Regions from separate parts of the Homo sapiens genome. Here region 2 is linked to region 1. Evidence: chromatin contacts called from ENCODE Hi-C or POLR2A ChIA-PET data. All regions are on one chromosome and are shown on one strand. Each heading gives the region's core, a stretch centred on a gene start or an enhancer-like site at or near the end of the contact. The rest is flanking DNA. Distances are from core to core; before and after follow the strand shown.

Region 1 (2,700 bases), core at 26-2,525:
CTCCAGCCTGGGCGACCGAGTGAGACCCTGTCTCAAAAAAGAAAAAAGAAAGAAATGAAAGAAAAGGGAGGCATCCTGTATGACACACAGACGAGAAGTGAAAGAGTAGGCATGATTTCGGTTCTTTTTTTGTTTGTTTTTTGAGACAGTTTCCCTCTGTTACCCAGGCTGGAATGCAGTGGCGCTATCTCGGCTCACTGCAACCTCCACCTCCCAGGCTCAAGTGATTCTCATGCCTCAGCCTTCTGAGTAGCTGGGATTACAGGCATGTGCCACCATGCCCAGCTAATTTTTGTATTTTTAGTAGAGACAGGGTTTCACCTTGTTGGCTAGGCTAGTCTCGAACCCCTGGCCTCAAGTGATCCGCCTGCCTTGGCCTCCCAAAGTGCTGGGATTACAGGCATGAGCCATTGCACCTGGTGGATTTCAGTTCTTGAAAGAAGAGGAAACTGTCAACCATTGCTTTTTGAAATTCCTATAAACATTCTAGTTTAGAAGAGTTCTTTCTTCATTGGTGAAATAAAGATATGACTGCTTATTTTTTTTTAATAAAATCAGATATCAGTATGTATGTGGAAATACTATAATTTAAAGTGACATTATATTATTGACTGGGAAGGAATAACTTAAATTTTTAGAAATTGTTTGGGGCCGGGAGCAGTGGCTCATGCCTGTAATCTCAGCACTTTGGGAGGCTGAGGCGGGCAGATCACCTGAGCTCAGGAGTTCAAGACCAGCCTTGCCAACATGGCAAAACCCATCTCTACTAGAAGTATAAAAATTAGCCAGGCGTGGTGGTGGGCACCTGTAACTCCAGCTACTCAGGAGGCTAAGGCAGGAGAATCACTTGAACCTGGGAGGCTAAGGTTGCAGTGAGCTGAGATCACGCCACTGCATTCCAGCCTGAATGACAGAGTGAGACTCCATCTCAAAAAAAAAAAAAAAAAAAAAAAGAAATTTATTTTGGAATTACAGAGGTTTATTCAGCATGGATAGTGTTTTCCAGATTCTGAAAGTGGATTTGTGTTGTTCATTCTCAGCAATGCCTGTTGTGAACAAAGCTGAACCAACTTTCCCCTAAATATATCAGAGAGAATCAAATTAAGCTCAGGCCTTGTTTAAGCTGGAGGAAAATTTCTCCATTTTAATTTGTGATCCTTTGAAATTGAGTGAGTTTGGCTGGGTGTGGTGACTCATGCCTGTAATCCCAGCCCTTTGGGAGGCTGAGGCGGGTGGAGTGCTTGAGCGCAGGAGCTCTAGACCAGCCTGGGCGTCTAGACCAGATGGTGAAACCCTGTCTCTACAAATAAAAAAAAAAAAAAAAAATGAGTCAGGCACGGTGGTGTGCACTTGTAGTCCCAGCTGCTCAAGAGGCTGAGGTAGGAGGATCACTTGAGCCCAGGAGGTTGAGGCTGCAGTGAGCCGAGATCATGCCACTTTATTCTATCCTGGGCAACAGAGTGAGACTGTATCTCAAAAAAAGAAAAAAGAAAAGAAAAAGAAATTGAATGAGTCATAGACTTAAGTTTAAAACTGCTTCTGGGCAGATTCATAGACAGAGAATATATTAATTGGAAAATCCTTAAATTTTTAAAATAATTTTGTACAGAATTCTGATGATTTTAAATATGGTACTTGTAATCTGGGGTTTTTGGTGATTTATTTCAGACTCTTGAGATACCTTCAACTTGCAGGCCTGTGTAGATAACAGACCCTGTTAATATTCAGAAATTTTCAATTTTCTTTTTTTCTTTTGGGGAGACTGAAATATCTGGTCAGGATTACCATTTGGGTTTTTTTTGTTTTTTGTTTTTTCTTTTGAGACGGAGTCTCGCTCTTTCGCCCAGGCTGGAGTTCATGGTGCGAGTTTGGCTCACTGCAACCTCTGCCTTCTGGGTTCAAGCAATTCTCCTGCCTCAGCCTCCCAAGTAGCTGGGACTACAGGCGCCTGCCACCACGCCCAGCTAATTTTTGTATTTTTAGTAGAGGCAGGGTTTCACCATGTTGGCCAGACTGGTCTTGAACTCCGGACCTCAAATGATTCACCCACCTCTGCCTCCCAAAGTGCAGAGATTACAGGCATGACCCACTGCACCCAGCCCCATTTGGTTTAATAGTATTAACATTGTTCTTAAATATGGGGACAAATAATATTCAAAATGTATGTATTTAGTAGGTTCATCCTATAGGAGGTATATTAGTCTGTTCTCATGCTGCTAATAAAGACATACCTGAGACTGGGTAATTTATAAAGGAAAGAGGTTTAATGGACTCACAGTTCCACATGGCTGGGGAGGCCTCACAATCAGAAGGCAAAGAAGAAGCAAATCCATGTTGTACATGTCGGCAGGCAAGAGGTCATGTGCAGGGGATCTCCCATTTATAAAACCATTGGATCTCATGAGACTTATTCACTATCATGAGAACAGCTTGGGAAAGACCTGCCCCCATGACTCAATTACCTCCCACTGGGTACCTCCCATGACCTGTGGTAATTATGGGAACTACAGTTCAAGATGAGATTTGGGTAGGGACCACAGCCAAACCATATCAGGAGATATTATAATTGGATGATACTGAACACTGGCATGTGATTAAGTATTTGGAAAGAGAAATTTTACCATTGGGTGACTTAATCCTTAGCTTTGCTTTTCCCATGCAGATGGATACATTATTCTGTACCCATTTAGCTTTTGGGGT
Region 2 (2,700 bases), core at 59-2,558, 240 kb before region 1:
CCATGCTGGTCTCAAGCTCCTGGTCTCAGCCATCCTCCTGCCTTGGCCTCCCAAAGTACTGAAATGACAGGCATGAGCCACTGCACCCAGCCTAGAAGCCACATTTTTTTTTTTTTTTTTGAAACAGAGTCTTGCTGTGTTGCTCAGGCTGGAGTGCAATGGGGCGATCTCGGCTCACTGCAACCTCTGCCTCCCGGGTTCAAGCAATTCTCCCACCTCAGACTCCTGAGTAGCTGGGGTTACAGGCACCTGACATCATACCTGGCTAATTTTTGTATTTTTGTAGAGACAGGGTTTCTCCATGTTGCCCAGGCTGGTCTTGAACTCCTGACCTCAGGTGATCCACCCGCCTCGGCCTCCCAAAGTGCTGGAATTACAGGTGTGAGCCACCGCGCCCGGCCATAGCCACATTTTAAAAAGGAAAAAGAAATAGGTTAAATTAATTTTAATAATGTCTTATTTAACTCAATATATCCAAAATATTTTCTTTCCACCCATGTAATCAATATAAAACTATCAATATGGATGACAAAATAAAAATTTAAAATTAATAAAACATCTTAAAAGTTTTTCAATACGACTAGCCTCATTTCAAGTGCTCAATAGCTATGTGTGTTTGGTGGCTACTGTACTGGACCGTGGAGATCTAGAAATATCCAGATATTAGCAATAGGAGGGATGTGCGGAGAAGGGAGCCAGAGATTGAGCAACAAAGTGGTTTTAAGAATCTGGGAGCTTGGAGGCTGGGCGCAGTGGCTCATGCCTGTAATCCCAGCAGTTTGGGAGGCCGAGGCGGGTGGATCACCTGAGGTGAGGAGTTCAAGGCCAGCCTGGCCAACATGGTGAAACCCTGTCTCTACTAAAAATACACAAATTAGCTGGGTTGGTGGCGCATGCCTGTAATCCCAGCTACTTGGGAGGCTGAGGCAGGAGAATTGCTTGAACCTGGGAGGTGGAGGTTGTAGTGAGCCGAGATTGAGCCACTGCACTCCAGCCTGGGCGACAGAGGGAGACTCTGTCTCAAAAAAAAAGAAAGAAAGAAAGAAAAGAAAGAAAGAAAAGAAAGAAAGAAAGAAAGAAAGAAAGAAAGAAAGAAAGAAAGAAAGAAAGAAAGAAAGAAAGAAAGAAAGAAAGAACGAACGAACCTGGGAGCTTGAAGGAAAGGGCAAGAGAGACCTTTCTGGGATTCAGAGGCTGAGGGCAGAGCCAAAGATACTGAGGAACTGACTGGGGAAGGAAGTTAGAGGGCGTGCAGTACAGGGCTGGTGCAGTGACTGTCATGAGCCAGGTGGGGGCAAAAGAGAGCTGCTCTGGAGAAAAGACTGGGGCAGACCCAGAGATTGAAGGGAAGGAAGGTTTGTTTGTTAGGTGCTTTTCCTCTGGGCCAGCTATAGTTGTAGTCTGGGGCTTTCAAACCAGAGACTGTAAAATGGAGGCTCAAGGGCACCTAGGGATGATCCTGGCTGCCTCTGCCCATTCTGTGCAGCTAAAGGGAAGTGGGTACCCAGGCCCTGTCAATGGGGAAGCCAGACTGCCCAGGGCTGGGCCTGGACTTTTGCCTGAGAAAGGGAAGAAAAGAGGGCTGAGTTTTAAGCCAGATTGTGGAAATGGGCGAGCATTCTTCCAGTGTTTAAGTTCTAAGTAATGACTAGGAGGAACACCAGCGTTATTCTTTTCGTTGTCTAAGGGGACCAGAACAAGGTTAAGACATTTAAAGCCCTAAGTTCTGAAAATATTATGGCATCCCCCTCCCCCAATATCCTGCCATGAAAAAAAGTTTCAGGAACAAAGTTTTGGGTTTCCATTTTTGAAATATCAAATTCCTTCTGCTGGGACTCTTAAAACAAAACCTAGAATAAAGGGCTCAGAAGTAGCCTCAGAAGAAGTTTTTCTGTCCTGCCCTCCCATTTATCAGTCCAATTCTCCTTCAAGGCTAGCCATAAAAACTAGAATTCCCCTTCTCCAAGGCAGGGCACGGAGACCAGAAGCCCTTTTCCCCAAAGCCAGCCATAAAGCCTAAAAACATTGCTTTAACTTCCCTCTGCCTTTCTGGGTAAAAAGTGGCAATAAAGAAATTATCTGACCTACTTTGTTTGAGTGTAGGTCATAAGACCCCCCCTTCCAGAGAGGATCTTGCCCCATACCCAGAAGGAAAAAATGCTCAGAGAGCCCAAGAAGAGTCTACACAGACAGGCTTTGCTGTTTTTCCTCCACTCAGTCGATTAGTATTAGATCACACTCTGTTTGTCCAATTCTATTTCTATGTGGCTATCCATACTTTGTTGAACCTGAGCGTAAAAATGGACAATTTTCCCTGTATCTTTGGGTCTTCCTTCTGAAGGCCCCCGTGTGTATGCATTAAATAAATTTGTGTGCCTTTCTCCTGTTAATCTCCCTTTTGTGAGCTGATTTTTCAGTGAACCTTCAGAGGACGTAGGGGAAATTTTCCCTTGGCCTCCACACTTCCAAAAACAATTGGTGGTGGGGTGGGTGGGTGCACCAGTTTTAATGAGCCCTTTTCTAGGCCTCAGCAAGACAGGTGCAAACCAGATGACAGTCTCTAGAATTCTAGATGGGAGGGTACCAGGCCAGAAACCAAAGCCCCTGAGCCCAAGGGGACTTCTTGAAAAGTCACGCAACAGCTGGCCCTGCCCAGACAGCTCTGTGGCATGTAGAGCTGAGCTTATTGGTGTGGTCCAG

Evidence for each region. A loop is a pair of places that touch in the nucleus more often than their neighbours do. ChIA-PET counts read pairs that join two places held with the same protein, here RNA polymerase II (POLR2A). Pooled maps may share reads with other maps.
Region 2: a pooled map shows a loop between it and region 1 (2.6-fold over the local background). The contact joins two enhancer-like sites. A Hi-C loop is called at or near these places in 1 of 50 pooled maps. POLR2A ChIA-PET finds 5 or more read pairs at or near these places in 5 of 52 experiments (A549, AG04450, HEK293T and 2 more).

Annotation. Positions count from the first base shown.
Region 1 is chr15:84,684,051-84,686,750 of GRCh38, reverse strand. The region is part of intron 3 of SEC11A (SEC11 homolog A, signal peptidase complex subunit); the gene reads left to right. Among named protein-coding and RNA genes, the nearest start is that of NMB, 27 kb to the right of the region's middle. RefSeq lists an enhancer at 1-263. Within about 2 kb of position 1,275, at least 4 of the 41 ENCODE cell types and tissues checked have a DNase peak (open chromatin) inside an H3K27ac peak, as active enhancers do.
Region 2 is chr15:84,926,964-84,929,663 of GRCh38, reverse strand. All of the region lies in intron 12 of SLC28A1 (solute carrier family 28 member 1), which reads right to left. Among named protein-coding and RNA genes, the nearest start is that of SLC28A1, 44 kb to the right of the region's middle. RefSeq lists an enhancer at 1,538-1,597. Within about 2 kb of position 1,308, at least 21 of the 41 ENCODE cell types and tissues checked have a DNase peak (open chromatin) inside an H3K27ac peak, as active enhancers do.